2 separate regions of the Homo sapiens genome follow, and region 2 is linked to region 1. The links are chromatin loops, found by intact Hi-C in ENCODE. Cell type or tissue: dorsolateral prefrontal cortex. All regions are shown on one strand. Each heading gives the region's core, and the rest is flanking DNA. Links, peaks and the distances in the headings are about the cores only. Region 1 overlaps TMEFF2 (transmembrane protein with EGF like and two follistatin like domains 2). Region 2 overlaps TMEFF2 (transmembrane protein with EGF like and two follistatin like domains 2).

Evidence for each region. Peaks named below come from ENCODE experiments on the same cell type or tissue, not always from the same donor. Only the 100,000 strongest peaks of a DNase experiment are listed, where the experiment ranks them.
Region 2: a loop joins it to region 1, with 2.8 times the contacts of the local background. A loop is called at or near these places in 4 of 110 quality-filtered maps.

What each region holds. Positions count from the first base shown.
Region 1 is chr2:192,152,120-192,169,009 of GRCh38, forward strand. All of the region lies in intron 4 of TMEFF2 (transmembrane protein with EGF like and two follistatin like domains 2), which reads right to left. Among named protein-coding and RNA genes, the nearest start is that of TMEFF2, 34 kb to the right of the region's middle. In dorsolateral prefrontal cortex, for the core only: CTCF peaks have their summits at 10,488 (motif pointing left) and 10,689; a DNase peak (open chromatin) is centred at 10,522; H3K4me3 peaks cover 276 bases; H3K27ac peaks cover 5,609 bases.
Region 2 is chr2:191,936,784-191,953,673 of GRCh38, forward strand. TMEFF2 (transmembrane protein with EGF like and two follistatin like domains 2) reads right to left here. Exons shown (of 10, transcript NM_016192.4): 10 at 12,263-13,624. The coding sequence ends at 13,528. All of the region lies in intron 1 of CAVIN2-AS1 (CAVIN2 and TMEFF2 antisense RNA 1), which reads left to right. Among named protein-coding and RNA genes, the nearest start is that of CAVIN2, 98 kb to the left of the region's middle. In dorsolateral prefrontal cortex, for the core only: no CTCF peak of the experiment used is centred there; no DNase peak of the experiment used is centred there; H3K4me3 peaks cover 258 bases; H3K27ac peaks cover 907 bases.

The sequences.
Region 1 (16,890 bases), core at 5,642-13,641:
GAGCACAAGGATGGCTGCCAATTTTTATCTCATGCATAACTCAAGTAATCCATACTGTCCAGCTGAGAACAACACTGGTGTGACTGTGGGTGACAGTGAAGGCTTGTCTTTTGTATTGTAAATATTATACTAAATGCAAGGTTTGAATCCAGATAGGAAAATCAGTCATAGGAACTCTTCATCCCCATATCTATATGGTTTTCAATTCACCAAATCAGAGATTTCTCTTTAGCTTGTTTCATAGGCACTAAAATTACCTAATATGATTGCTGTTGTAATCATTTCTGACCTCATGGAAGGTAGTTAAGCAAGAAAGAGACCAGGACATTATATGATATAATAGGGTCATGAAAAAAAAGGATTTGATGCTGCAGTAAAAGTAATGAGTGGCCCCAAGGGGGCACAGTCACATTTATCAGATGCAAAACTTCTTATTCACGTTTTAAAGACTGTAAAACATAACGTCTATGAAGGTAGCTAGTATGGTACCCGCACACAGCAGATAGTTGCTATGAATCTATTTTAATAAAAGTGAGCACAGATTATAGATTAGAAAAAAGACAATTATTTAATCAACCCAGAGTCATTTGATCCATTTATAATATTGGCATTATTTCAACTAACAACTGTATTTGTCTAGTACATACAAAAGAACTATGTTGGAATAACCTACAGGCCACTAATTTTAACAGGTTGATGAAGGCTGAGAACTGTTTTCTAACTATTATAATAACCAAAGACAACCATTCTCAGAATATATTTAATCAAAACCCTACTTTAGTGGATTTATCAGCATGTACCATAAGGATGAACTGGTCAAGTCAGGTTCCATTACAACCTTAAAACTGAGACTTTTATGCATGAAGATATTAGTTAATTTGGTGTATAATTTAAACTGATTGGAAATGTTAAATTTAAGAAAATTCTTCAATGGTCAGTACAGAGCCTATATTTAAATATTTTAAATATTTAATATTTACTATTAAATTAAGAATTATTACTCTTTTTAATAAATCTAAGAGTTAGTTTATTTGCTTAAAATATATACTAGACCTTTTAAAAGAAGTAGGTTATAGATATTAAGAATCTAAACCAAATTATATTTTTCTATACTTTTTAATATTAGCCCTTATAAATAATCTCACTGCATTTTATACAGCATGATATACCTGAATACTGGTATTTTTTTAAAAATTATGGATTTATAATTATTTCCACAGATGACTTTGCATCTAACTTCCCACTGTGCTTCTTTCCTAGCATATATACCCATTTCATACCTACCAATTTATTGATGAGTAGCCAATTCCCCAATTCTTACTTGTAGATGCATCTCCATTTTGTGCAGATTCACTGATGGCAGCCAATGATCAGGTACCAGGGTCAACTTTACCCTGTTTGTGATAGAGCAACAACTATTGTGCAAGCTGATCATCAAATATTTTGCCAACCATGGGACATTTTAATTAGACTATTTAAAATCAACACTCAGACACAACTCATGATGGGTAATATCTGTTGATGTGCCATTCTTATATTTCCTGGGGCAGAAATCAACACCTGTGGTATGAAAAGCATATTACAGGCTGTCTACATTGTTTTCTGTTTTGAAAGATGCTGATCTGTCACAGATGCTGACGTACATTGTAATGCTCAAAATACTCTATACTCGAATAGGGATGAAAGTGCTGATGCTACTCAAATAGGGATGAGATGGCTGATGCCTACTTGGGAACGCACCAGAATGGCTGGCACAGGTTCAATCATTAAATAAACATAAAATCGCTTTTTCATTTTGAGAGAAAATTCTATCAAAACTAGCTTAAATTCTTACATGGTTGGGGGAAGGGTGAATACAAAACAGTGCTTGTATATTAAATTTGAAGGCAGAGGAAGTTAAATGCAATGCTAATTCCATTAACCAGTTTCTGATTAGTGACATGGCTGCTTTTGAAAATGGGGAAGGATTATCTTTGTGCTTCCAGTGGTTCCCTTGGGTTCCTATGATTAGAGGAGTCCAAGACTATAGGGGAAATGTTACACTTGGCAATGTTACACTTCAGTATTTAGAACCAGGACTTATGACCTTCCTCATCCAGAAGTGGTGTATGTTTGTGGGGAGGAGAGACACTAAATAATATGTAACACTGGGTACAACTCTCTCTAGTGAATAGTTCAGGGTTGGTGTGTGATAGAGCTTTGTATAAGAGAGAGGACGCTCTGATTGAGGATGTGGTTTGAGTAAGCATGGACATAATGATAACATGTATACTTTCTACATTGGTACAGTAAGCATGCTAAGTTAAATTTCTGACTTAGCCATGACTGGCATTCACTCCTCAAATTCCACAAATCAAAAACAGTGGAGAGCTTCTATTTAGAAACTACTTTGGTGCTTGTGTCTCCAATAAGGACCACAGACAGAACTTTGTATCAACCTTAATGAATTTTATCACTTATTTCATTTATTTTGGGATAACACATAAAGTAGCATCTCTTTTTAATAATCCTTCTAAATTATAAAAGCTTCCATAATGCTTATAGCAGGTACGTTCTTTTCTCTCTTTTCTCTGGAGACTGTTCAGGTGATCGCCAAGGGACTGTTTGTGCTTAGATTCCACCTCCACAATGGAATTGAAACATATACATATTCTTATGAGGCTGGTGATATTGCAACCACCATCTTCATGCAGCTGATTTTTGAGGGCTTCTTGCCTGCTTCTCATCCCTGGTCTTTGGAAAGTACATTCCCCCACTTTGACAGGTTTCTGTACCACTGCATTTTGGGCAGAATAGGTCTAAATGGGTTTTCAGCTTCTCTCCTTCTATAAAACTTATAAGATCTTTATGCGAAATTTTCATACCCTTCCTGGGAACTTTAAGTTGGATATCGATATTTCTTTCTGTTAAAAAAAATAAAAAAGGCAAAGTTTCCTCCCATTGGCCAATGCACCCTGTGGTGACAATTATTAGGTTTTGGTGTTGTACTATACAATTTTCTTGTTTTCCAAGCTTATGGTTGGAACAAAATCATTTAGACAACAATAAAATATTTAAGATAGTACAAAGCTGGAAAGCACCTTATATATCAGCATGATTTTGACCGAGAGCCTATTGGGAGAAATAATTTAGTTTTGGGAGAAATAATTTAGTTTCATTAACTAAAGTGGCTATCCTTGTCACTTTGGCTAATCAACAGTGACTCAGGAACTATGTCTATCTGGGAAAGAGTAAAGAGAAGAAAGCGTGGGTTTTTAAGTAAAATAAGATACAGATTATGAAAATCCTTATAAACACTTGGCTTACAGTAACTGTAATTCTAAAGTATTATTACTAAAACTGAGACTGAGGGTGAGATTTTTATCCAACTTAGACTCTTCAAGATAGGCATTAGTTTGTATCCAAAAGAGTAGGATTGCTGTATTTGGAATCCATGGTTCTAAGCCATAGCTGCTAATTGGACAAGAGAGAGGGGAGGCTTAGCTGTATTTCTGGAATTCCTGGATTGTTTTTCTCTCTAAAATCAGTTTAAAAACCATCTGAGGCAGTTGGCAATGCTGCCCAGCAGCTGCCCAAGTAGCAACTGCAACAGCTGGATCAATACAGCTACTGCTACAACAAAGAGAACTGCCAAGACCCATGAAATGTCTAAATAAGCAGAGGCCTGGTTTTATTTACTTGTCAAAAAAAGAAGAAAAAAGATGAGGCCTAACACTTGTTTTTATAAGAAATTATCTAAGATTTTATGGTATTTCTGCTTAAAATAGCACAGAGGAACTGAAACAGGAATCTAGAGACCAAAGCTGTTACTTACTACTCATTATGTTATAGAATTTATAGCATATGGCTTAATGCTCTTGAATACAAGAAACATTAAAATACAGAGGAACATTTGAAAAAAAAAAACAAGATAATAGAGGTTTCAACGTCATTGAATCTTGAACTATTCACTCAACAAATATATGTTGGGCACTTAATCTAAGCCAGATACTTAGGCTGGTGCCCAGGAAACAGATATGGAAAACAGACAAAAACCTCTGCCCTCTTGCAGCTTACCTTCAATATTTTTATTTTATCCATTAATTCTGTAGCTTCTTTAATTCAAATAAGTGATCTCTTATCCATAATGCTAACAACAGGTAACATTTCATGAATGTTTATATGTACCGGATACTGTTCTAGGTACTACACATACATGAATACATTTAATCCTCAAAACAACTCTATGAGGCAGAAATTGTTTTTACAGATGAGAAAACTAAGCCACAGAGAACAGCATTAATGTGCCTAAAGTTCCACAGTTAGGAAGAAGTGGCATTTCCAGTATTCAAACCCAGAGTCTGGGTCCTTAATCCTTATACCCTACTGCCTCCTCATACAACAACCACTCCACAATGCAGTTGATGGGTATTCTTGATTAGTTTATTTCTATTGATTTAAAAATTAAGCACATTGGTACCTTGTCTTTAAAGAACAAGTTTCTGTTTATAAACAGGGTATATCACCAGTAACAAATTTTACATATGCCAGAAATATGTAGGCCATGAGAGTTCTTAAAAATAAACACAAAAATCCCAGCTCTCAAATCCGATTCCGAATTTGGCGGTTATAAAATAATCACACTTAAAGTGTCTCTCTCACCTGTAAGCCAGCATATACCGTATCTACAGACTGAAATGCTATTTATTTTGCAGTGAGCACAGAATCCTGAGACCACGCAGAAGGATCACTGGGATTATTAGTCTAAACTGTTCCTTTTAGAGATGAAGAATTAAGGTCGAGAGAGGTTAACATATGTTCTTAAAGTCACATTTGAGAGCCTACTATCACTTAGAGATTGTATAATAGTCCCAATTTTTCTTTAACATAATTTGAGGATTAATGGACCAAGATGCAGTTTGTATAGGATGGTGTAGATAAGATAGCTATGAAATTCTTCCCTGGCAACCTCCAGAATATTTAATATGAATATTGTGATTTAGGGAAATCAGTGTCAACTTTTCCTACCTGACATTTGGGACAGTTTAACGAAAACTTTAAAATTTCTTTAGAACAGAAGGTGTTCAAACCCAAATATGGTATAGATAAAGTCTGACTGAGGTAAAGTGGCAACACAGTATAAACTATTAACTTTGTTGCCAAACATATCTGTTTGAATATTGATTTTGTCTCTTAGTAACCTGGACATCTTAGGCCACTTTTTTTACTCTGAATCTTAGTTTTCTCATCTGTAAAATAGGAAGAGAAATGCGTATTACTTAGATTGTTATATATATCTTAAATAAGTTAATGTATATAAGTATTAAAGCTTAATAAAAACACATAAAAGTTAGTTTCTGTACTCTGTGGTTTTCTTAATTATTGTGACTAAAAAACAAAATAGCTCACAAGAAGTGTAACACTTATTTGGATATACGTTTCTGAAATGATGTCTCCAATATATCATATGTCAAGAAGTTTGTAAATATATATTTATTTTTAATGTGAAAGCAAGACATCACTTTGACACCACGTATGGCACTTCTAAGCTTATTTATTTGTTTCTACCGTCCCTATTCCCTCAAATTTTAATAAAAGTATACCTGAAAAGCCCACTATAACTTTATTCCAGGCTATGGTAAAAAAGATAAAATCTTTGATAATAGGAAATTATTTTAAGTGTTAAAAAATCTTCATTGTCTAGCTTAAAATGACTTTTTAAAGCATCACCTGCACCCTTTCTCTCCTTGCATTTCATATTCTAGTCATGCCAAACCATCTGTTGTTCCCTGAAAATGCCATGCTGTTCCGCACTTCCATGTCTTCATGTGCGTTTCCTTTATCTCAAATGGCCTTTTCCTTGTTCGTTTGCCAAGTTCTTACCTGTTTTAGTCTACCAGTGGTACAATCCTTAGAGGCAGGATCCACGCCAAATTTATTTTTGCCTCCCTGGCACAGTATGAGTACCATGCAAAATGTTTGTTATGTGAATTTATGAAGCAGATGATCAAGCAGGGGCAATACCATCTTCATAAAAATGTGAATTTCACAATAATGTAAGAAATTTATCTGTACAGCCGTCTACTGGCACTTTAAGAAAGACTGAAACACAGACTTAAAAAATCTATGGAATGATGGTATTACTGTTCAGATATGATTATCATTTCATAGAGGACCAAATTTAAAGGACAGAACTTATTTGGATATACATTTTTGAGATTATATCTCTGATATATTGTGTGTCAAGAACTTTGTAAATCTAGATTTATTATTTTTAATAAAGCTAGACAGATCTGATGCTAGCCAAGCATTTTAGCCATCAGTAATGTTCATTACTTGGCACAGAGTTGGTATTTCCTAATAAATTTTAAAATAACACTATGCGATATTCAGTAGAAAATAATATATTCAAAATCTACTTTAAAGCATTTACATCAGAATATCACAAACCCATGTAAAAATTACCCATGGTTACACTGACTACTGAAAATTAGCATTTCCCCTATGTTTTTGTCTCCACTCTAGTTCCCTTACATTAGATGTTATTACTCCACACTTTAAAACCTCTAGTGCTGGTGAGACTTACAAGTAAGGATTCAAGGTATTAATCCTCTCCTAAAGCTAGAAAAACAACCACAGCAACTCACAGAATGATCCACTGAAATCAGGAATAAAAATAATTGTGCATCGTATGCTTGTCAATAGGAAATCTTTAGTACATGAATTTAAAAAGAGAGCAAATCGGAAAATGATAAAAATGCCAAATTATTCAACACCTAAACTATTCTTTAATGTTTAACTCATGTCCCAACTCCTTTCTAAGGTTCTCCCTATTGACTACCTAACATAGGGTCGAGCGATCATTTTTTTCTGAATGACTACAGACCATACCTTCTGATCTGAAGTTCCATGTATGGAGGTTTTCACTCTCTCAAAGGACTAGAAACTCCTCCTCAAGGCCAAGAGATTATTCTATAAAGATTATTTTGTAACCCCACAGTGCTAAAAGCATTGTAGATAAATAATAAATATTTGATGACTCTTATTTGTCAACAAATGCTAAATGGGGAATCGCAGGCACAATGCAGATTGTTTTATGCTACCGTTATTTGTAGTTAAGGGAAACCCCCAAGGCAAGACTTTATACAAGAAGGAACAGAGAGGAGAGTGTTGAGGGGGGGATCAAGGCCGAAGGATAGCATCAGGGACTAATTCTTCATTTGACAAATAGATTGTCTCCTGTTCCCCAGGCAGTCTGCTGCTGAGCATAGATGAGCTACAGTAACCAGATTGGCTCATTAAAATATAGTCCCTTTAGTTCAACATGACTCATCTTTATGATGAAGCTGTGATTCTGGGAACTGAATGCGCTAGTTTTGCTACTGTCATGACACCCAAAAGAATAGCATGAAACTTAATTTTTAATGACTTCATATTCAGTTTACTGCCATTGTATATAGTTCAACCTCTGTATGGACTTAACATCTAATAAAATTTGGTAATACAAAAAACTGTCATAGTAGTCCCTTTGAGCAATGGCTTACCCTAACTGCTTGGTATTGAAAGCTTGTTAATCTATTTCAAGGAAGTGTTCTAGATAATTAAACAGTCTTCTTCCATCCCTTAATATTTCCCACCTCATTGCCCTGCTTCAGCAAAACTTATTGCCATGCTAGCACAAATATTGTCTGTTCACTTCTCTAGTTGCAGAACCTGAATAGGGGCCTGATACACAAAATGTTGATCAAGAAATAAAAGTCATTTGCCAAACCAGTTCTTTGGAAATCTCAAAGTCTGAACCAAGAACTTGAACTTCTGCTTTGTGTGAGACAAGGGCTAATGAGAAGAAGTAATAGGGCCAGTGATAATTACTGGGTTACCATTTCCTTTGGCAACGAAATGAATAGACTCTATTGCTGCCAGAGGTTTAGTATTCAGAAGATGTTTTCTATTGTGATATTACTGCCTGGAAAAAGGGCATCTTGTTTGACTGCCTTCTAAAATTTTGAGAGACTTAGGCCTCTTAGGTGGAGCAAATATGTGTGTTTGGGGAGGGGAGGCCAAGTTGGGTGAAATTGAGAGAGTACTCAATAGATTTCAAAAAGAATTTGGTATCAAAGTCAATGTGAAGGCTGAAATATAAGTTGCTGGGTGAGTCCTATTAATACTGTGTATCAACATTTGGTTTGGCAGAAATTCTATGTACCCTGTTAAACACATTTTTGCAATATCTGTACTGTAATATCCACTTTAGTGATAGATGTTTAAGATACCATATTTTACAAGAATTGTCGAAGAATCCATTAAGCTCTATTAGAAAATTTGGCTTCTGGCACAACTCTGGACTAAGAAACTGCCTGGGAGAAAAAAAGATATTAAAAATATTCATTAAGAAAAGAACAAGCCCTACAAACAATTTACCTACAGAATCATAACACAAAAGCAGCAGCAGCAACAAAAACAACAAGGCAACTGGAAGGTGAGCCAAAGATTTGAATATTAAAACCCATGGGGAGAGACTGATCTAAGTCTCTGTGGAGCCTGAGCTTTTGCAATTTAGGGGACCTTCTTTAGAAAAAAATACATTTAACATTACAAAGGCACCATGATGTATATAGATGTATCTTACATTTCCAAAACAGGAAATATAAGATAAATGGAAAAGGATGTGCAGAAAGAACAGAGAAAAAGGCATTTGCAGCAGCAATGATGGCATGGTAATTATGCATTATAGTAAACTGGATGCAATAGGCAGCAGTAATGCTGACAGAGAAGAAAGTTTATGTAGAGGAAAGAGAGGAGAAAAAGAGACCTTGTGTGAAGTAAAGAGATCTTTAAATCCGAGAGTCTAGAGTCATCACTCTGCCACGCTAAAGGCTTATCAATCTTAGGACAGCCATTTTATTGCTAGAGAATTGCTAGACAGTTGTGGAGCTCACCCTAAGGAAGTGGGGACACTTTACCGTCTCCCAGTCTCATCTTCCCATGTCATCTCCTATTCCTCTCCCCTTGCCCCCTCCCGTTTGCATACCAGCGTCCAAGCAGATTCAACCTATGAAACAGCATATTAATTTATTTTTATTTTTTTGAGACAGGGTCTTGCTCTGTCACCCAGGCTGGAGTACAGTGGCGTGATCTTGGCTCAGTGCAACCTCCGCCTTCCGTGTTCAAGCGATTCTCCCTAGTAGCTGGGATTACAGGCACCCACCACCATGCAGAGCTAATTTTTGTGTTTTCATTAGCAGGGTTTCACCATGTTGGCCAGGCTGGTCTTGAACTCCTGACTTCAAGTGGTCTGCCCTCCTCGGCCTCCCAAAGTGTTGGGATTACAGGCATGAGCCACCTCACCGGCCTGAAACAGCATAGTAGTTTGCAAGAAAATTGTATGACATAAGTGAATCCATAAGCCATGTCCATCTAAAGGCAGGCATAATGCACTTCCAAATTTAAAGACTTTCAATTTTGGGATGTATAGTGTAAGCAATTAGTCAACTTGCTTGAGTCAGGAACGATGTGAAAGTTAAACATGTGGACCAGTCTGGAGACAACTGTGTCCTTTTCTTCTGTTAAAGAAAACAGGCTTTGGAGCCATCCTTTCCCCAGTACACAAAATAATGTGTTGCCTAGATCATGAGTTTGTTGTGGGCAGTGATAAGCCCTGTTCATCTTTTATTTTTTAATCTCTGGTCTCTCACTCTGTGCCTGGCATTAAAATGGTGTTCGATAAAGCATAAGGAACAAGCAAAGAGAGGAAGTGTGATTCTTTTTTCATTTCCTGTGAACACATTAAATGCTGGGGGTGTGGAAAATTACATTTGGCATGATGAGATGCTTGATGTTCACCATATTAAAGGTTCTAAAATTACAGAGAGCGTTTTGAAGGGTGCTGACAACTCAAAGGACAAACATAACAACCTTGAAGAAGAAAAAGGAATAGAAGGATGCCTCAGGCTGCTTCCTTACTGATGTTGGTGAAAGTTAGCTAATCATGATCTTGATGCCTTTGGGACTACACTTGATGCCAATGTAATGAAGAAGGCAAATGACCCCAAAGTAAACTTACTTAGGAGACACTTACCAGAAAAACAAGTTGAACTCTATGTCCATTGCTACTCACATCACCATCAGCCATGTTTACATGAAATTACAGCCATGAAACAAATATGAGAAACCCCTTAAAATCAGGGGTGAGTGTGCTGTGTCTGTTATTTATGGATTAAAAAATTTGATAATACCTATCAGGAAAAAAGTCTTTTAATATGTTTTAAATTCTCCACATTAAGCTATCTGAAAACATCAACCACAGCATGCAGTTTCATTAACCAAAAGCCACTTAAACTCGTACCATAGTGAAGATTTACAACTTTAGCAAAGTTTAACTTTTCAACAGGGGGAAATAACTTCTATTCCAACTCATAATCTTTGTTGGCTTTAGAGTTAAAATAGCTCCACCCTTAACTACACAAACCTACAAAATTTACTTTTCGCCAACCCACAAAATAGGTATGATATGAGCGCCCCCTACTGGTACAGCACTACTCCCACTTCATGAATACAGTGAAGGATAGCTCCTGTGAGTCTTAGGGGGAAAAAAAATTGCAATTTACTATTAAAGAAGAGGAAAAGCTAAATGAGCTTTTAAAAACCAAACAATAATCCAAGACAAAACAGAAAATAACTCTTCTCACTTTAAAAGAATCTCTGTGAAAGAAAAATGCACGACATGTTTACAAATATTTGACAGCATCTTTTAAATCCTTGCCCAAGATTAGACAGGCAGAGTGAATTAAATGGCTGTCACTCTCAGGATGAACTGGAGTCCTTATTGATATTCAGACATCACAACAAGCAGAGCTTAATTGTAGTGATGCTTATATATTGATAATAAGATTTTCCCCAAATACCACATATGAAAATCTGCAGGCTTTAGAGAAATAAGCTAAGGAGCACCACGGAGGCTGAACAAAGTCTATGGGTGGGCCTTGGGCTTTCTGCATCTGGAAGTGACTTTCTATATTGCTCTGTGAACTGGGAAACTGAAGGTGGAAGCCATAGGCTTTATATTTCCAGTTACTCAAATTAGTTGTCTCCAGAGTAGAAAATCCAATGTGAGAAAATTGATGGCAAATATAGGTAAAGCGCTATTGTGTGGACATTTACATTGACAAAGAAGGAGAAATGCTCCAAAGGTGTTGCTAGTGATAAGCTGTTACAGAAAAAATATAATGAAAGAAATGAAACTCCCACTCTTTGAGTCAGCAGAAGGGAGCTGTTTCATGATATTTGCTATATTTGTAAGGCTGCAATTTGATTATATCTGATTCTGTTGTCACAATCTGTTACATATCCTACATAGAATATAAATATGTGAAGCCATTTAAAGGCCAAATTATGGAGCTGTCTATTTTTATATTTTATTTTTTACTGCCATACCAGTGATGGTACTTAAATTGTATAAATTTTAAAAGGTAAGTGAAAAACAAAATCATCAATATACTCAGGCTTTATTGAAAAGCCACTAGTTAACAACCCCAAAAGTACATCAATCTGTTTCTCTCTTGAAAGTCTGAGAAAATTACTTTAGATGAATATAGTAGGCTCAATGCATGGGCTTTGGTTTTTAAAATAATGCTTTTTATGACACATTTTCATGTCTTAAAAGTAAACCTACACATTCATTTATGTTAAATGGGCATGGAGAACTTGGCGAGTGCTAAATGACGTGATGGGGTTATTTCTTTTTCTTCCCTTTTCCATATCCTTCTTTGCGTTGGCATGTAACATTTTTGTTCACACCAATAACAATATAGAAAGGAATGGGAAATAATGAGGATAGACATGGCCCCCAGGACATCTGTCACCTTCTCACCACCTTTGTTGCCACCATATTATTCAGGTCAGGATCCTCTTTGCCTGCTCCACTATAATAATCTTTTTATTGCTTTCTTTGCACCTACTCTTGCCTCATCTACAATTCATTCTCCACACAGATGCCAGAGCAATCTTTTGAAAATATAAACCGGATTATATTACTGTCTTCCAAAGGCTTTCCATGATGCAATGAATAAATTCCAAATTCCTTACCACTTCCCTACTCTCCTCTTCTACCACTTTCCTGCTCATTCACTATGCTCGGGCTGCACTTACCTTCCTTCTATTTCTGGATTTCACTAAGGCATCCCTTAGGGCATTGGCCTGTGCTCTTCCCTTTGCTCCGAATGCCCTGCCTCTGATCTTTGTGTACCTTGTTCTTTCTACTACTTAAGGCTTCAGTGAAAATCTCACTCTTACCACAAAACCTAGTAACTTTGCATAACATCACTGTTTTACTTTCTTAAAAGTAATTACAGGCCAGGCGCGGTGGCTCATGCCTGTAATCCCAGCACTTTGGGAGGCTGAGGCAGGTGGATCACGAGGTCAGGAGATCAAGACCATCCTGGCCAACATAGTGAAACCCCGTCTCTACTAAAAATACAAAAATTAGCTGGGCGTGGTGGTATGTGCCTGCAATCCCAGCTACTCAGGAGGCTGAGGCAGGAGAATCGCTTGAACATGGGAGGTGGAGGTTGCAGTGAGCCAAGATCATGCCACCGCACTCCAGCCTGGTGACATAGCGAGACTTCGTCTCAAAAAAAAAAAAAAAAAGTAACCACACTCTGAAATGTTTTTGCTTATTTATTTGCATGGTTCATGTCTGTTTTTTCTCTTCTGAATTAAGCTTCCTGTGAATTGGGACTTTATCTGTATCTCTAGCATCTAAAATATGGTTGGCACAGAGTATAATAATATTATGCTATGTTATCAATGCTCAGAGTACAAATATAGCAATATATAAAAGTTATTAATACATACTAGCAGAATGAATACTCTGAATAAAAACTGTGTGTGTGTGTGTGTGTGTGTGTGTGTGTACCTGTGCACACATACTTGCATGTGCAGGAGACTAGCAAGCCAAAGACACATCACACAAAACAAATAGCACAGATGTTTCTATGACTAGTGCCGTATTTCTCCTTAATAGAAACACCTTACTTTTAACCAAAATAACATATTTAACATATTTTAATATGAAAGTTTATAATTTTCTGTTATAAATCCTTGACTTTAAAAAATAACAGACTACACATAAAGACAGTGGAGAAAAGGGAAACTTTGGAGGTCCAGGAGCCTGGGTGTAAATCCTGGCTTTGCCACTAACACTACCTGATGTTGCATAAATAACTTAATATCTGTGTCTCTTATTTTCTTCACCCAGAAATGGAGGTGATATGTCTTTCTTGAAGAGTTACAGCAAGTACTTAACATATGGCTATAAAATGCCTGACACATAGTACGTACTCATTATAAGTATATTAAAACAAGATAGTTTAGTCTCTAGAGTGTTATACTGGGCTTATCAATTATGGGAGAAGATAAGCTGTATGAACTTTTGTGAGTCATACAAATACACACACACATAAAATTTGTAAAACAACAGTGATGTGTCTTTGTCAGTGTTTCTATAATTACCCCCTTTGAAAGCAGCATACCTAAAAGTAATATACTATTTGAAGTACTTTCCCATCCACTCCCTTTCCTCTCCAATAACCCCAGGGAACAGTAGGCAACTACTGCATTTTTCTTTTGCATAGTCTTGTCTCCGAGGTAAAAAAAAAAAAAAATTAGAGACTTTGTCAAAAAGAATGCTCCCTCAGCATTAGCAGTAGATACTGTGTGCTAGAAATGTCAGAAATCATACTTTTTAATTCTCAGATATTTAGAGGTGAAAACTACTTAGAGGAAGTTAGACAAATATCTCTGAATTTAGAAAAAATTCAGAATTAGTTGAAACAAATACAGTTTTTGAAACATTATTCAGTGTAGTAGATCCCCTTTCATACATTCATTTGCCCAGTCCTCGGGTGTTCACTGAAATGGGCTTGCCTTTTATGACTGTTTGCAGGTGAAGGAAAAGGCACCTGTTTCTAGTTCGTGACGCAGTGGGAGTATAGGTGTGTTGAGCCAGATGAAACTTTTAACTGTTGGTTATTTGAAAAGAAAAATAAGTGAAACTAAGTGGCTGTGAATTTGAATTTTTCTCCCTTTCCAAGCATTGACATTGTTTGTCTTCCGTTTTATGCTTCTTACTCCTTGTCTTGTTCTTCTACCTCCCCTCAGGTATGGGAATTGTTCTTACAGAGAGGGCTCAGAAGAGAGTTATCGGAATGCCTATGTTGCCATACCATGGCAGCCTCAAAACTCTTTATGACTTTCTTCTTTGAAATGTACACATACTTCCCAAAATATACAAAGACTCATCCAGAATTATGTAATGGAAAATGGAATATAGACTTTTTAGGGATTTTTCTTACAATGTATTACATTCCTGTAGAAATTCCCAAAAGATTTGCATTAAGACAGGTACATATTTGTAAAAGATATTGAGAAAGGAGAAATATTTCAAAGTGATAAAAATATTTTCAATATGTAAATTATTTTAAATTTCAGGCTTAAGGCTTTAAGTACCTCTAGTCTAAGGCTCAGGAGGAAACTCAAGCAGTTACAATACTAGACCATTCCTCAGGCTCCACATGCCCTGCAAAACGGGGCAACAAAATGGAGAGACTCCAGGGGCCAGGAGAAAAATGGATGGGATTAGGGCAGAGTTTCCCAAAGTGTGTATCATAGATGACTAATCCCTTTGAATTTTAATATTATTGCTTAAGAAAAAATGTTTCATTGTCAGGTATTCTTTTAAAAAACACGTTTCAAACAAAATTTAGCATATTTCTTACTTCAAGATATATATGAATTTTTTAGAACAGTTTTTTAGAACTGAAGAGTTTCCTGGGATACAAGCTTTTCAGTGCTAAAATCAGAAAAATCCTGGGCAAACTGGCACTGGTTGGTCACCTTATATATGGCTCTTGAAAAGGCATCAAAATATGTTGCTTTTATCAACCTCACTTAAATGGATACTCTTTTCAGAATAGCATCTTGAGGCATTCAAGTCCCACAGAACACATTTTTAAAAGTACCGGAGTAGAAGAAGGCTGTCTAATTCTCCTAGTCAGCAGAATGAAGCATTGATTTCAACCTTTGTCTTATCTGGCAAGAACGAAACCTATTTTTCCTAATAAAATATCTAATGGCAGCATTAAATGCTATTTTAGATGGGTGAGAAATATGCATGTGGTGGTGGAGTTAGGAAAAAAAATCTCTGCCTGGAACACATTTTTCTTTATTTTCTTCTGAAAACATGTGTTGGGCGTATAGAAACAATCAAAGGGAGAAATGCATAAACTTAGTAAATATTGTATATGTTAATACTGAAATGTTAAGAGAATGTATAAAACTAATACAGCCTACCCACGCCTGCAGCTATTTAAAATTCCATCTTTTTTTCCCTTACTTAAACATTAAAACTTTTCTACAAAATGCTGAACATCACTGCTTTCTCCTTTCTCCTTCTGTTATTTTGCATAGAAAAGTCCTTTTCTCTTCACTAGTTTGTTCTTTTACCTTCTTTTTCCAAGTTCTCCTTTTTATCCTCTACACTTACATTTTATATTCGATCAGAGCATTACTACATTGCTGAAGTTTCATGTGTGAAGCAAACAGATGAGATAAAAGAGCATGAGGACAGGGGTAGGAGATCTGGCTTGAAGTTAATGGATGAAACAGAATCACTTTGCAGGTTTCTTCAGAGATGATGTGTATTATGGCATTTCCTATGCCCACTCTCAGTAAGTTGAGGGTCATAGTTAGCAATTACTGGGAAGTAGAAGAGTGGCTTCCGTGTTGATGCATGCATCAACTAATTGTATTCCTAGCAGTTCACATCACTTCCCTGACAGTTCATTCATTCATCCCTTAATTTAACAAGTATTTAACAAGCACATAGCACACGCCAGACACAATTCTATGAAACGTTGTTGGTTGAGTCTTTACTTTCAGTCTGCTGACAGTGATGTGACTTACTCTAAAATCATTTGATCTAGAATCCCCATGGCATCAGATGGAGGCTCCATTTTTCTCTCCATATATCTTTGAGTATTTCAAAAGTCAAATGCTCAAAGAATTCTATTCTCTTTGCTCACAAAAGTAAGAGACTTTCTAGATATGAGGAATTAATATCTAGCATTTTATTTTCCAAGTAATATGCTTTGATGGTTAAAGTAAATTTTATGAACTTTATCATAAATTTACTATCATTATAACTCCTTGAATATTCCAAAAAGACAGTCCCCTGCCACCCACCCCCCACAACTGGTTCAATGTCAAATTAAATGAAGGCATCAAATGGAATTCCAAATAATACATTCTCTGGCCAAAGTCATTTGGGATTTGAATAAGTAATTTGGATGTGGAATAGAGTATTCATATAGGTGAAAATTACCTCAATTACAAACAAACTAGCTAGAATCCTAAAATATCTTCAATTCTTTTCTTTCTGCACACTACTTTTGGAGAATGAGGTAGATCACAAGTTCATATACTGGTATTAGATGACTCTCAGGCTAAGCTTGCAAACCATTTTTGCTAGGCTCCTCCTGGCATGCCATTATTTTTTTATTGTTGTTGCTGGTTTTCAGTCATCTTTTATGAAGTTAAAATACTTCTACAGTTATTTTAGTACACAAAACCATTCATATCCAGCTTTTAATTTAGAATTTCAAATAATTTAAATGGCAGCATGCGAATGTGAGTGGAAACATTTAGAAATTTAAGCACACTTTCTTTTTAAATTTTATTTTTTTGTTTAAATTTTTGGTTTTATTTGGAGATGGGGTCTTGTTACATTGCCCAGGCTAGAGTACGGTTGCTATTTATAGCCACTATCATAACATACTGCTGCCTCTAACTCCTGGCCTCAAGCGATCCTCCCACCTCAGCCTCCTCGGTAGCTGGGACTATAAGCACATGCCATCA
Region 2 (16,890 bases), core at 4,763-12,762, 220 kb before region 1:
TCTTTTCTTCTCTTTCAAGTGTACAACAGGATGGTCAGCAAGTCTAATCCTGCTGATCGTAAGGCCTTTAATGAGACATAGGGCAGCAGGTAGTCTAGATTTCAAAAGGTACATACTATTTAGGGCTTCATAGACTCAGAGTCAAACCTAGAATTTGATTGTCTAATGTATGAGTATCTAGGGTAATTCATAAAAAGTGGACAATTCTCCCAGGTAATGTAAACACTATTCAAAACATTAAGCAATGTGCTTTGTTTCACCACCTTACTACTTGGCAAGCTTTTGTTAGTATTGTACAGGTCCTTGGGTCTCTTTGTTTCCTAGACTATATTCAGCCTTCAAAAGTGATTAGGACATGCGACTGATTCTGTAATACAGCATAAAACAAGGCAGATTGTGCTTCACACAGGATTATCCTTCACTGCCAGAACACCCTGCTGCCAAAATGTCAGTGTGGTGGAGTCCTTGGCCATAATAGCTATGGCCATTGTAGTGCCCAGATGAGATTTTTCAAAGGCTGTGCAAAACAGCCGCCTTACCAAACCTGGTGTTTGTGCTTTCAGACTTGGATCCTCATTACCCCTTTCCCTAGGCCTCCCAAACCCCAAACTCAAGAATGGAAAAAAATCAAGGAAATGCTAAATTGTAGATTTCCATAGTCAGAAATTATTTATTTTGATAGCTTGATTTCAACTGGAAAACCATGGTGATATTTGTTAAACAAACAAACAAACAAACAAAAAAGGAACCAGCAACTAGTGTGTATTATTCATAGGTAGCTTGGCTTCAGAGATTTCCTTGCAGTTTGTTTTTAGAGCAAATCTCTGCTCAGAAGTAGAAAATGCATGGCTAACATTCTGCCTCAATTCCCATGTACGCAATATGGAAGTCCTTGCAGTTGGCACATCCCTTTATAGTTAGCTAAGGTTGTCCTTGCACTGAATTTGTTGTCCCTAATATAGTTCTGTCCCCATTGCCTCTTTCTGGAATAGTTCATTGGACCCAGGACAGATTTGAATGGATCCAATTCACAATAACAAACACAACATGATATCTGCTTGGATTTCTAGTTTACTTTTTTTATACCAAAGAAGGAAAGAGTAATCAAATTTTAATAATAAATGTGCAAACACATAATAGTAACATATACAATTAAAAACAGTTTTATTTCCGGTAGTATCTTATGGATTTTTTCTCTCTAGCACATTTTGGGTCTGACAGATCCAGGGTCTTCTACCTACTAATCATTTTAACTATTAACAAGCAGGCTTTTATTTATTTGAAATTTTAAACCAGGCGGGGGTGGAAATGCACATCCTTAGAATTAGGTAATTTAAAATGGCTTTTCCTCATTTCACCCCTCAACTCTTCCATATGACATCAAAAGCCTGGTTGATGAATGTTGTTGCTGGTGGTAATTTATTCTGAATACATCTCTTTCATTTATGGCTGATCTCATGGAAGGAAAGGTTCATTTTACACCTTTTACCTCAGTAGCTTTGGAAGTACGCTTCTTAGATAACATTATTTTTTCTTTTTTTCTTGAATCCCTTCACATGAATGGCCAATGATAAAATCAGAGCCTGTGTCTTCAACAAATGAAACAGGACTAGGTGCCCCTTGTTCCTTTATTCCTGTCTAGTTTTGTGTTTGAGTTTTATTCTACATATCCTTTCACTTTTTAGCCACTCTGATCTCTGCCAACAAGAGCCACTTAAAAAGTTTTCCTTCTTTGAGTAAAGGTCAAAAATAAGTGATATTAATAAGAAATAAAACGAGAGCACATTTGCATTTTGACAATTGTAAGGATGTATATATGACGTCTGAAAATTCCAATAATGACTTGACAATCATTGATTTTTTTCTGAATGAGCTTTAGGATGTGCCTTTCTTTGGCAATCAAGGTGGTCACAATACATTGTCCCCTCATGCTGCTTTGTACTAAGTATTGAAAGGATACAACGAGAGACAAAGGAAAGAGAACAACATTTACAAATGAATCTTAGAGTTGGAATGCCTTTCAGTGGCAGCAAATCATTTTTAATCTGACAGCTCCTAATTACATAGATTGCAAGATAAAATGCACCTAACAAGTGTCAGACTCACGTGAGTTAAAAAACCTGGTGGGTTGCAAAAGGCATTTGATGCTCCTAAACCTTCCTGAAAGTGAATGTCCTTGAAAGCTCTCATGGCAGTGAGTTAAAGAGCTCAGCTGGGGGGTCTGCTGACATGTTGTAATGACTATAATTTATAGCACACCAGCTCCATACTACCCTTTACCCCAGCAGGGTGTTTCCTGGAAACTGGTATGGCTTATGGAGAATTGGAAGGAAGAAAGAGGAAAGGAAAACATGACTCTGAGGCCCTTTTAGCTGCTTCTGTACTGTTAGCTTACACTTTTGGGGCTCCATTTAGAGACCAGTAACTTTCATACTGAACATATCTTATTCATCTTCTGCTGATTAATGTCATAATGGCATAGTTACGTTCTTGACTGGCATAGAGCAGTCATATCACACAACTTGGAAGAAGCTTGGGGATGACTTAAATTTCACCCATTTATTCATTCATCAAGTTTAATTGGGCACCTACAAAATGCCAAGAACTGTTCTTAGAACTGGGGTCGTATCAACTAGACAGGCTTCTTGATCTCACGAAGAGTAACATTCCTTGGGCGTGAAAAGGTGTAAGAGGGAAAAGATCCAAAAGAAAAAACAACTAAACATACACATGAACAAGATAATTTCTGATATGATATCACTTATAAGACTCTGAAGCTATCTTGTTTAGCCTTTTTCCCTGGCAACTATACTTTAGGCAAGAAGAACTTTGTGTGTGGTTAAGTTTGTTAAAATTGGGAGAATGATGAAGAGGCATGAACAGAAAGGTAGAAATTGAAAGACAGCATCCTTATAATATGTTAAAACAGGCATTCTGGTGTGGTTCATAAACTATCTCTGAGGATAATTTCCATAGCAAAATTTCAAAATAATTGAAGCAATTGCACCATCATTGGAGTAAAAATTTGGATGCCAACATGTAACTTCAAAAGATGTATTATTTCTTCAATTCTAGTATAAAACAGAACATAAAAAAACAGCATAATATGGTGGAGCAGAATAGATTTTGGTTTGATTTGGGTTCAAATCTTGGCAGTGGCTCATCCTGACTCTGTGACCTTTGCCACATTATTTGCAACATTACCTGTTACTTTATGTCATTTCATCCTAAAATTGGCAAAATAATAAAATATCTGGGAATTTTTATAAAAAATAATCAAAATAATATTTAGAAAGTGCCCCAAACAATCCCACTCCTATATAGGATGAGTAGGAGGTTCATACATGTTCCTGTTTTTATCCTTAGTCATAAATTATAATTTTATATACATTACACATTATTACAATCAATAAACCATGATATCAATTCTTAAAATCTTCAAATGCAGCTAGAGAGACAAATTCAGTGCTTTAAGGACAGCTTCATTCCATTACTATCAGGTCAAATAAAGGGTTTCATGTGAAATGTAAGGCGTTTTGATTTTGTGTATTCAGGATCAAGCCTGTCATACTGTTCCTTTGAGTATGGCCACTATTCAAGTCATAGCTTTTGAGGCTTTTTGATATTGTGAAACAACAACTCAATGAAGGATCAAAGGATGGAAAATTGAAGGTTGATTCATGCATTTTAGAGTAAGGATGCCTTATAGCATCGGGCACAATATGAAAGAGCCAGTGCCAGGGAGATGATAACTCGGGAGAACAGAAAGACCTTGATTTCAAAGGAGCAAACAAACAAACAAAAAAAAATCAAGAACTTAATCTCTCTAATGCCTCAGATCCTGACAGAAAAATTTACAATGATGAAAGAAAGAAATAAAATACAGATGACTGGAAAAATTTCCCCCACAAACTGCCAAGTGACCCTGTACTATCTCCAGACTTTCCAAAGATACCTTTGAAAACCTCTCCCACAGAAGCCTTCCTAAATTTAAGGACTTGAAAAGGTCGGTACATTTAACATTTTGTTGCAAAATAAGTGGGCAGGGATTATGAAGTAAAATAATTTTGTATTATATACCATGCTTGCACATATTAAATGCAATTCTTGGTTAATGATTTCTGGTTAATGATTCTTTTATAAAAAAGTGCTTGGTATGTTATAGGTATCTAGTTTATTAGGAATAGTGTTTAGAAGTATTTCTGAAGAAGTTAAGTACTGAGCCCTGAGTTAGGAATGTGATTTTTTTTTCAATATTCTGAAGATAAGATCCAATTTGCTTAATTTCAATTTATAATCCTTTCTTCCAAATGCAATCTGCTCTAAGATCTTGTTCTTCCACGCTTTTCCTAGGTGCTCACAGGTTATCTTGTTTTCTTTCCCTCCTTCAAAGCCTTTTCTCTACCTATGGTATCTGGTGCTTCTATGTACTAGGTGAAAAAAGGTTGACGATGTGGCAAAATGAAATTGCCATCTTTTGTGGTTAGCCAGTGCAGTGAGTGTTCAGTCCCCTTGAGGTATTTTTGTGCAGCTTTTTAGAGAAGCATTTTCACGTCCCCACTGAACTGATAACGATGAAACTTCAATCCCTGTTGCCTTCAATCATTTTCTCATTGTGCCAGCTCAATGAATTTTCTTCGACTCCAGTTCTGGCACCTGGTCTGGCAGAGGCGGAGAAAAGGAAAAATTCTTTTGGGGTGGTTTGCAATGAACTTCACTTTTAATTCTCTGTTAATGTGCATTCTGAAGTCCTATTCAGAGAAAAATTCTGTTCATGTTTGTGACAAAAAGCAGGATGCAGAAAAGTGACAGATGTAAGATGAGAGAAGGGGCAGCCTTTAATCATCTTGTTGTCAAAGCAGCTTTGGATTGCCCTTTAAAGAAAGCGTTTTCTTTGCTGCTTCTGGAAAACTGGAGACTCATTCTCTTGCCCTTTGCAGATTCCTTACCCAGAGGGTTAAACTCCACATTGTATGCCAAACTTCAAAACCCTAGATCTTTGCTACAAAGCAATCCAGTTTATACATTCACATTTCAAAAGAATTGGATTCCTTTGCTCTAACTAGATAAAAACTCTGGTGACTCATTTTACACATAATTCTGAGGGAAGTTTACACATAGTCCTGACTCAGTTTACACATTATCCTGATCCATAAAAATATATGGCAAATCTCAATGACTAAAGAACTCATTTTCATTTATGATTGGACTAGTTACTTCATGGAGAGGCTAAGTGTTAAAGCAGGTACTGTTTACAAAGCAAAAGCCCCTTCTCCCTTAATCCCTGTGTGACTGTAATTAAGCAGGAGAGTTAATTTTATGTAAATCATGCATTACTGTAATTGGGCACAAGTGAACATTCATGTACATCTTATTTAAAAGTGAAATATAATGTTATTTTGAGGATGCTGGTGTAGCAAAGTCTCAATCCTCTGGGGGGAAGCCAGCAACATCACTGGCTGTTTATAAGACTCACTCTTTAGTCTGTGAGCTTAATTACAAATCACCCAGCTCTGTTTAGCACTATTCTGTGAAGAACGAGTCACGTGCCTTTGGAATAGCTGAGAAGTGGAACACTGGGGCTTCCATTCCTATTTCTTTCTTAACCTCCACTTAAAGAGCAGTCATTTTTCTCTTTCTACTCATCTTTTCAAACCTAAACAATACTTTCCAATGGTTTGCTCCGCTTGGCAGTTCTGACCCATATATCCCCAGGCAGACTACAGATGGATTTGTCTTCTACATGCAGGGGCTAGTCTGCTTCCTTTTTTAGCTTGTCTTTTCTAATGCTTCTCAGGGCTGCTTTATAACCCTAGGATTTTGTTTTCCAGGAGTAGCCAGATCAGATACTATCCAGCAGCCTGCACTTGTGATTGCTACAGCACCTCCACATCCCTGGGAGGGAGGGCTAGCCTCTGGGTGGAGAGGATGAGCCTTTCTTTTATTCTTTATCTGGAGAGCAGACCTAGTGCTTTGGGACAAGGTTGCCCTGCAGAATATACAAAATCTAATTTACATATCTTGAGGTCAAGATTTGTAAGGAAGAAAATATGCACATGACAAAACTTTTATTTTAAACATATTCTCCTTCTCACCCAGAGTCCTGAAAATCATTTTTTGGAGTTGTGCCTTGGCCTGATTCTGCCCAGCCTGCCAAGCCAGCTCCTCTGCCTGCAAACTCTGTATACACAGAAGGTTAACCTTCTCAGACTTCGGGGCAAGAGGCCTTCCCAGCGATGCCACCTTTCTGCTCCCTGCTTTCTTGCTGTCATTTCATAGTCCTGAAATCCTGATCAGATATTTTAGACTCAGTTCTTCTAGAAGGATTATTTGAATGGACAATCTCTTACATTCCTCTTCCCATAATTGCCCTCCTCCTACAATTCAATAGTTTGTTATCTTCATTCCTTTCACCTTTCCAGGGCTTCTGATTTCCCACTTAGCTCTTTCCGGTTCACTTTCTTTTTTCCCCCATACCATATATTGTCATTTCTCATGCTGAGGGTGACTTACAGGAACTGTCATTGGTGAAGAGGTTACGGATGTGAACAGATGAAGTAATTTCTAGCTAAGAATTTTGTTTTCCCCGCAAGTGAGTAGTAAGGAGATAAGTGTGTTCTTTAGTGGCCATAACATTTTCTCTTCCTCTTGGTTCTTAGAAAAAGACTCCTTTAGGTAACATGTAGTGAAGCCTGTTAGTAGAATTCAGTCTGTCTTTGCTGAAGTAATTCTTCCAGTAAAATTCAATGCCATTTTGTATTAGCTAACTTCAGCTCAGGTAATGGGTAGCAGCTATTTGTATATTACTTAAAGGAATGTACATGATTTTTTTACATTATTTTTAATTATTCAATTTTATGTTGTGTTTAGGCTTGAGAGTTGGTTTGAGTGCTTTTGAATATTATCAGGTGTTGCATTTTTGAATAAATAGAAGTAAAAATATGTACACTTAATGTCATTGCTGTTGTTGTTCAATGTTACACTACTTATACAAACTCCTGGTTCTGAACCAAGCTGAATGCCTTAACTAATGGCAGTGAACAGCTCTTTACTCATACTGTGCAAGGCAGAGGAAGAGACATCAGTGGGGAAGGAGAGCTCCAGTTTGAGAAAAATAACTCAGCTTTGAGGCTAGCACCAATTATGAGATGAGTTTAACTTAAGTGTGAACTGGTGAAAGAATGGCAGCTTCAGCATAATGTGTTGTGAGCATGCGATGGTTAAGTGGCAAAACCCTGGGCTTCTCCAGCTTAGGGATCAGAGGAAGAGACCTCCACAAGGTGAAAAGAGAAGAAACAAAGCATCTTTAGAGTGAGTGGGGGGAAAAACTGCCTTAGCATCTCTGGATCTAGGTAGATACGACTTAGGCACAGGGATAATGAGGGAGAAACTGTCAATAAGGTTTCCATGCTTTATGGGTACACTTTGGACAGATGCAGAGCATGAGACTGAGAATGCCTTCAGCTGGCATGAAAGTGCGAAGACAAAAGGCCCCTTTTAAGTAGTATGTGAGATGGTGGAAGGAAAGGTAAAGATGCAGTGCAATAGAGATGATCCTCAGCTAAATTCTTTAAAGGCCTCACTGACTCGTAACTGAGAGTGATTGAAATGTACACAAAAGCTACACTGTATATGTGTAGTTTGACAAATTATGCTTAATAACTATTAAACTTCATATTCTTTAGTGAGGATTCAGTTTATTAATAAATTATTTTGTCTTAGAAAAACTCAACATATATTAATATATTCATATAAATTATTTGAAACGATATACACAAACACCATGGTGCTTTTCTCTTGGTGGTGATACTATTTTATGCCTCCGGCTTATCTATATTTGCTAATTTTGCCAGTTAATAAAGTAATAAAGTGTTACGTATGTAATATATTTATTAATTATTTGATGTACTTCATGATAATTTGGGCTTTGTTTTCATGTCTAGATTCATTAGAAGGCCCCTGTTTTCAAGGTCTAAGTTCATGGAAAAGAATGAAGCTAGATTGTGGCAGAGAAGGGCTATAATGGAGGATGGCTATTGCATGAGGTGAAGAAAAAAGAGGTGGTTATTACTTCGAGAAAGAGAGAAAGCCCAATAAGGGGAGACATCCATAGAGAGGAAGGGAATAAAGCCCTCTCAAAATACAGCCAAACCCAAAAGAATGGGTTTGACTGTGTGGGTCTTGACAGACGCTGCCTCGGGACGATCACCGTGGCTGAGCCACTCGTGTGGGGAGTTCCTGTGATGGATCAGGAAGACAGGGAGGTTTAGCCATGGCAATGGGACCACTGAGAACGGAGGGTGGGGCCTTGCTCCTGTTCGTCTCTCCCTTTCCCCTATAATACCTGATTTGGAACTTCTCATTAGTTCTGAGTTAGGTTCTTGTCCTGGATTAAATTTGGCTTGGAAAAATAAAATATTATTTCTTTCATTTCTTACCTGATACAAGAGAAAGAGTAAAAATTAATTAAAAATTAAAAATGTACAAAAGATTCAAGTTAAAACAACACATTTAGTATTACTGGAAGTAGATATCAACCAAGGTGCCATACCCAGAGTGGAGGTGTCAGTAGATTTCTGTCCACGGTGAGGCTGGAAGGAGGCTTTGAATGTGCTGGGTAGCAGGTGGGACATCACACATAACTTCCTGATGTTGATTTCAAAGGTTCGTATTCATTTGTATATTTATGCACTTGTTATAAAACCCACCCCATTACTTTGTATCATCCTCTGTTTCTCCTTTATCCGTCCTTTATGTGAGCTTCCTGAGGATGATCGTATGCATGTATCAATTAATTCAGTGAAAAACCTTTTATCATTGATATTCAGATGATTAATTATATAACTAACACGTCTACTGTAACTGGGGAGGAACAACAGGTGGTGCAGGGGTTGCATAATTTTGGCAAAGGGAAGGAGCATCTGAAGACAAACATTAGTAGAGAGTCTAATATGACATAGAGATAATCTCTGTCATATTTCAATAGTCTGCACTGATTTCTCCAGGATCCATGCAAGGGAAGACTTTGATCCTGCAAAGTCACTGCAATATTGACTCACTCATTCCCTGTCTGAAATCACACAAGAGGTTTAATGGTATGTGCTTTATCAGGATAGACCTATTTTAAAGTAGCAGAATGACCCCCTCTTATTCAGACACAATACCAGTGGACCCATTTGAAAAAGAGAATTAGAGATGCTGTGTTGTTTCTTAACTCTATATTGTCTTATTTTCCAGAACCAAAACCAGCTCTCTTGTCTTCAAAGAGATGAGAGATGGTTTTTTTTTTTTTTGAGTAAGGATAACTGCTTGATTCCTTCTGTGACCATATGATTCCCCCATGATGCAATATTTAACTGATGAAATGTGGTTTCTTCTTATTTATTTACTTTTACAACACTTATTTATCAAATCTCTATAAAATAATTTCCATATATTGGAAGTTCACTGTGTGCATGTCACTATTCTGAGCACAAGTATGGATTGTCATGTTCATTTCTCAAACTAGTCATATTCGACATGGAATATATTTTTTTCTCCATTTAAAATATGAGGCATAATGAAGTTAGGCAACTAGCCCAAGGTTAGTTAGTAAAGTGAAGCTTAGACTGGCAGTCATATCTGCCTTGCTTCAGAGGCCAAGTTTTAAACATTATGCTCACTTTGGAGGCACCCAGTCCTCACTCACTACCCAGTCACCTTGTCCTATTTTTAATTCTTTGTGTAGAACTTGAAACTTTTCAGTTTTTTTCTTTTTTTATTGTTTGATGAACCCTCTCCCCTCATGCACCTTCACCTCCTCTGCTGAAATGTGAGCCCGTGAGCAGAGACCTGTTAGGCACTTTATTGCTACATCACAGTACTTAGAATAGTGTCTGGCATGGTGTAGTATCCAATAAATGTTTCTTAAGCAAACGAAAACAATTGGCAAGGCACTGATTTTCTGTTTTTTTGTCACTCCTTTGCTAAGGGAAAAACAGACTTGCATGGACAATTAAGGAACAACATGAAAAGCACTATAAGATAATTAGGAAGATGGCCAAGGGAGTCAGAGGGGCTTCACTGATAAGCTGTTATTTGCTCTGGGTTTTGTGAAGAGAAGGGTGTGAAGAAAGCATGAGGAGCATGTAAAATATCAGAAGCAAGAAGTCAGAGTATGTGTGGAGAATGATGAAGTCATTCTGTGTTAAGAGGACACCTCTCCAGCCTTGCAGTTCCTCTTTCAGGGTCCCCAAGCACTCTGAGCTGACCAGTATCAGAGCCTTTGTCACATTCTTCATAATTTTTTTATTTACTTCTCAGTCTTCCCCATAGGACTGTGAGATCTCTGATGCAAGGAACTGGGATGTTCTGATGGTGAACTACTTTCAGGCAGGGACTCTGCCTTATTTATCTTTGTCTTTTTGTAACTTAGCATGGTGCTGGTAACTGAAGGCCCTTGGTAAATTGATAATAAATGTATAATGAATGAATGAGTAAATGAGGGAATGACATGGCTTATTAGCAGTTTATTTATTTATTTGTTGAGACAGAGTGTTGCTCTTTCACCCAGGCTGGAGTGTAGTGGCGCAATCTCGGCTCTCTGCAACTTAGCCTCCCAGGTTCAAGTGATTCTCTGCCTCAGCTTCCCAAGTAGCTGGGACTACAGGTGGCGCCACCATACCTGATTAATTTTGTATGCTTTTTTTTTTGTAGAGATAGGGTTTCGCCATGTTGGCCAGACTGGTTTTGAACTCCTGGACTCAAGTGATCCACCTGCTTCGGCCTTCCAAAGTGCTGGGATTACAGGTGTGAGCCACCACGCCTGGCCATTAGCAGTTTACTTTAAAAGGATTTTGAATTTAAGTTGAGGATAAGCAATAAAAGTAGTTAATATGGTCCTTGGTAGCAATAATATAAGTATAGTGCCTTTTTCCTGAATATATAGAATCTTGATAGAGAGACAGAAGTGATCTTATGGACGAAGAAACTGAGATCTGAGATATGAAATGGCTTGTTCATGGTTCCACAGCAAAATTGCAGGTCTAAGTAGAACATGAATTTAAGAATCACAGCTCTCAATTAAACTTGCTTTCTACAAGTTCTGCTATATAGCGTGCTGGTCAGACAACTGTAGTAGACTGTGCAATTCTGAGCTCTACACTCAAAGAAATATAATGATAAAGGAGAATTTGTCCAAGGAAGGATGATGCAGATGCTAGGGGGATGTGGAAGTGATATCACATGAAGAACAGATGAGGAAATTAAGGATGTTTCACTTGGAGATGAAGAGAGTTGCAGGAAGGCTGTGGGGTGAATGGGAAAACATGATTTCTGTCTTTTTATTTTAAATTCATAAGTCATTATTCCTTTGCTCCCAAGAGAAAAAATAGGAGCCCTGGGTAGAAACCACGTAGAAATAAGCATCATCTTGATATAAGAAAGAATTGTCTGAAAAATTATAATTGCCCAAGGATGAAATTCCAGATTATCAGAAATATGCCAGTAGAGGCTGGGTGATTATCTGTTAGTTCTAGATTGTGAGTTTTTTTTTTTTTTTTTTTTTTTTTTTAAAGCAGAGACCATGTTTTATTTGTATTTCCCTAGGACCTTAAATAGTGCCTCTCACATAGTATGTGCTCACTTAAGATTGTCATGCATCTTTTAAAAGGAATTCCTTCATGGGTTGGGTGAGCATGGAAATGGGCAAGAGTGTATTGTACTATGAACTCCAAGGACTTAGGTTTATGATCATTTGATAAAAATTCACATACAGCAATGCATCCATATCTAACAAGTCAAATCATTTCACCCTCCTACAAGCAAGAGTCAGTGGAATTTTTTCTTTTAATCTCTATAAGTCTCTGTGGATGTTGCATTTTTTCCTCTTCCTTTATGGGGAGGAAGGGTTTCTTTGTCACAAGTATCTTACAAAGGAGACCCTGGCTCGTTACATCTTTCTATCTGTTAACCAAACTAAACTTCCACGAAGAAGTTGAAAAGGAATTTGTCTTGTACAGGTGGTATAGGGCAGATTTATGGGAACATTTGAGTGATGGTTGTGCCAATAGAGTCACACTTTTCACAGTGATGACTAATCTAGAAAACCAGGTTTTTCAGAGTCCTAAATCCTACTTAGATTGTCACCTTTATTTATGTTTTAACGAGTATTTTAAACAAACATCATTTCAGAAAATAAATTTTCACTGAATATTTTATATTCAGAATATGTTGATTTGATATTTGGAGTGTCCTTTTTTTTTTAAAGTCCACGCACAGGTTATTTGAAGGAGACAAAGAGAGCTTTATTTAAATTTACTGTGTTAGCCATGGAAAGCTTTGCAGAGCTAAATGATAATAATTGATTTATTTTCATCTTATTCCTTGAGAATTTTCACAGCTTATTTTTTCCAGATCAAGTTGTGATACCTATTTGTATGCACAAATCAAACAAAAATCCATACCAACTTCCCAGTGAGGTCTTTCAGATGCTATAGGATTAATTTTCTTTCTTACCTCACCACATAAATATGCTCAAAACATCTCTCTGTTTTCATGAAATATCGTCATCATCATCTTAGTTCCATTACAAATTATGGTGCTGCATTAGCCACAAAGCTATTCATGGGGTATTGGTTGTGATTCTAACTTCTTTTCAAAGAACTATATACTATACATATTGTATGGTGCTTTTGAGAATTCACGATTTTGGTGTTTCACATCTAGTGGTGTTATTACATTTTTCCCCTGGTAATTCCACCCACCTAAATGGAATATATTTTGCCACTCTGTGTATACCTAGTATGTAACTTGTTCAGTAAGTTCAGATATATGCACTTAACTGGGGGATTCTAAGCTACTTCCCCAATAAAAACCAATATTTTCTTTCCCTCTCCTTTATGAGTTATAAAACACTTTCCCTCCCCTTCTTCTTTTATTTAGTTTATATGCCAGAGATTTTTCTGCTCTAGGGATGAAAATGGAAGACCAGGGAAGAAAGTTGATGAAATAGAGATGATTCAAAGATCGGAAATATTTTATCCTCACTCGATATAAAGTAAATTATTTTTTCTCTTTTCCAATAACCATCATTTCCCTTGATCTTGGAATCATTCAAAACCTAGCCACTGAGTCCTGTACGAACTAATGTGCTGTCTCAAGATGAGAAGAAACATGAAATATTGGTAGCTGTACAGATTGTACTAGTCTGATTATATTTACAGTTATGAGATACCGCAAATTTAAGAATGCCAATTTTTTCTCATCACTGAGTATTTATTATATATAACAAATACATGGGAAAGAAAAAACTATATTGTGTGATATAAATAGTTTATTTACATTACAGAAAAAACATCAAGACAATGTATACTATTTCAAATATATCCATACATAATCAAATATAGCTGTAGTACATGTTTTCATTGGTGTAGATTACCACAAATGCAAGGCAACATGTGTAGATCTCTTGTCTTATTCTTTTGTCTATAATACTGTATTGTGTAGTCCAAGCTCTCGGTAGTCCAGCCACTGTGAAACATGCTCCCTTTAGATTAACCTCGTGGACGCTCTTGTTGTATTGTCTGAACTGTAGTGCCCTGTATTTTGCTTCTGTCTGTGAATTCTGTTGCTTCTGGGGCATTTCCTGGAAGGTTGGAAAGTTTACAAATCTCAGTCCAATGCTATTACCTAAAGTTTGGCCCTACAATCACAGAATAAAGATGTGGATTAAGCAAATTATTAAAATATTTCAGATGAAAGAATTTATCATTAGTAGAAGCTTGGATTATTTTGGAAAAGTTATTATTTTGCTTTTCTGTGCAGTTGTCTTTAAATTTTTGTTGGGAATTGAACACAGGCAGAAGTTGAAGAGGAAGACATTTACTTTGTCCTTAACTGCTTACTCATTAAGGCACAAAGAATGACTCAGCACAATGCAATCAAGCAAGTCATGGGCCCATTTTATCTCACTTTAAAGGTCTTCAACAATTTTATATTTCAAATGTCCTAAGAATGAATGTTATATTGACTTTTCAATGTTATGAGTTTAAATCCTATCAAACCAGAGAATGAACCAACTGTTAATATCTGATATGTAATGGAAAGGAATATTGTTTTGGACCAGCCTAATATCATTTTTGTACATTACTAGTATAAATTAGGGACATAAATTGGTACCAGTTATTTAGCATCTATAAAAATCTAATATTCAGTCAAATTATCTGAAAATGTCTGACTTTTTTCTCTTGTAACAAAAAATGCTTTGACTATGCAAATGAGAATAGTGGAAAGTTCATATAAAATTCTATTATAATAATCTGTGAAGTATCAGAATATATAAAAATATATGAATATACATACACATATATATCACGTGTGTATATGTGGGTTTATGTGTATGTATGTGTGTGTGTGTATGTATGTGTATATAAATATATATATGTATAGTTTTAGAGGGAGGATAGATCTGTTAAAGAGAACATGGAGCTGAAATCACATTCCCAGCAAATGGCAGCTAGAGATAAAAAGATCAAAAATCCAACTTCTCAACAGGGCAACTCTTCATTTTGAAACATGTCTCCAAATGTCCATACTTTTTGTGACACATGTGGTGTTTAGGAGGAGGGCAGGTGTTTGGCTAAAATAGTGATGCAAAAGAGAAAAGATTTTTTTAAAAAAAGAAAGTAGAAAGAAGGAGAAGAGATAGAAGAGAGATGTAGAAGACAGGAGAGACCAGATGAGGAAGACGAAAAATCAAAGGAAATGGGAGGACTTCTGCTTGTTGCAATTTTGTAAATCTTTTAGCAAGACCTATTTTGAAATAGGTCTTGACAGACAAATGTGGCCAGGTCATCAGGAAAGTAGGGTTTCTGGGGTTTGGAGACAGACAGCCTAGTTGGAAAGTCTGGTTTCAGAGCAGAATGTTTTCAGGTGAGTGAAATGAATCCACACTGGGAATTGGTGTGCTTTATTGACTAGTATGAATCCTGGAAAGGCTCTAGAAGGTTTGGTGGTCTTAAGGCAGATTTGTAAAAGGCATTACAAAATACTAATACAGTTTATGTGCTATGCCTTCCCCTCAAAAGCCAATAAATTGAGGACAGGTTTTATTTTATTATAACATGGAAAATGAGTAAGTCTATGTGCCTTGGAAAAATAGCTTACTCTAATTTGGAGCTCAGTTTAGATAATCTTGAGCAGCAGAATACACAAAATCCTTCCCAGACACAGTGCAGTATGAGCATGGTGAAGTGTCCAGGCTCTGGCACTAGGCCACCTGGACACCATTGCTGCCCTTGTTGCTCAGCTGTGTGAAGTCAGCAATTTGCCAACTTCTACCTCAGGGTCTCTATCTTGAAAGTGGAGATAATTGTTTCTTCTTTGTAATGTTATTAAATGTGCATATATATGTGTGTATATGTGTATACACATATACGATACACACACATAATATGTGCTTACACAATTCCTAGTGAGGAAAGGACCCTGTATATTTCTGTTGCTTTTATTATGTATGGGAATGCAACTGTGATTCATAACAGAATTGAAAACATGAGCTAAAGTATTTACAGTTTTGCATTTGTGTCAGTAGTCGAAGTAGCAATCAAATTGTTGAGATTATATCCATTAAATATAGGTTTTGTTTTTCATGTACTGATATTGGCTAGATATTAGAGTAATATGGCATAGTTTCCTATGTTTTAGATTCTTTTCTTTTTCTTTTTATATGCAGTATTTTTGGTTTCTTGTAATCCTTATGTTCCCCAGAATCTATTTTAATATAATCACTTGGCATCTAAACGTGAGAGTCGAGTTGATGAACTCAACTCGGCTTAGAGCAGCCCAAAGCTTTAGTCAATGACCTGCCCTTAAGCCTTGAGGCCAGGCGAGGATTTATGAACCATATTTTGTCTTTTTCAAGAGCAAATGCCACACTTGTCCTCAAAGAAGATTGTGCAATACCATACTGAAATGCATTATGACCCTTATTTTCTAAAGATACGATACTTTCTTTTATTTTTGTATCTGTTCAAAACAATTTTTAGAGAAACATTCTGATTTACTGGAGAGCTGCACAAATGAAGAAAGTCTAAACGCCTTGTGAATTTGGTGAAAATCTTAAAAACTTCCTTGGAACTTTTTATAGAAGAGTGAAATCAAGTCAGTAAGGACTATCTTCAATGACTTTTCTGGTTACACAGAACATAAATGATACGCATTTTGCTTAAAGTCCAATTCTTGGTTGGTTTGCATTTGGCTTGAAGTCCAATTCTTGGTTACCACTGGTTTGCATGCAAATGAAATTAAGCAAGTACTGGCCTCATTCCTTTACTCCAAGCCCAACGTCAGACATTGCTAATTAATCATGGTTTTCTTTTCTGTTGAAACTAAAGGAAACCCCTGTGTCTTTTAACCTGATTCTCCAGGAAACAATTACCTTTTGATTAGGCTGGGAATTTGATATAAAAGGTTGTTGTGATATTTGCTGCATGTTTTTCTGTATCTAAGGTTTTCATTTACCATAAAAGTACAACTACTTGTATTTTTGCATTTTGTGACTGAAAACTATTTTGTCATCCTAAGATAAAAATGTGTTTGTTATTATACCAAGATATGTTAAAACTGATTCAGATACATAAGGATACTAATCCAGGTAGATAAGGATACTAGTTCAAGCAGGTAAAAAAAACAATCTTTATCATCAGGCAAAATTAAGGAAAATAATTTGTACCACCCCAATATGCTATTGTACCACTCCATTGGCTATTCAAATACTCTTATGCTAAGGACATAGGACTCATAGAGAATGGATGGCTGCAGAGTCCATGAAGGAACTCACCTCGGAGGGATCTGATTAAATAAAAGAGTAACAATATATCCCTTTATTTGGGTAGCCACCAAGTGCTGTTA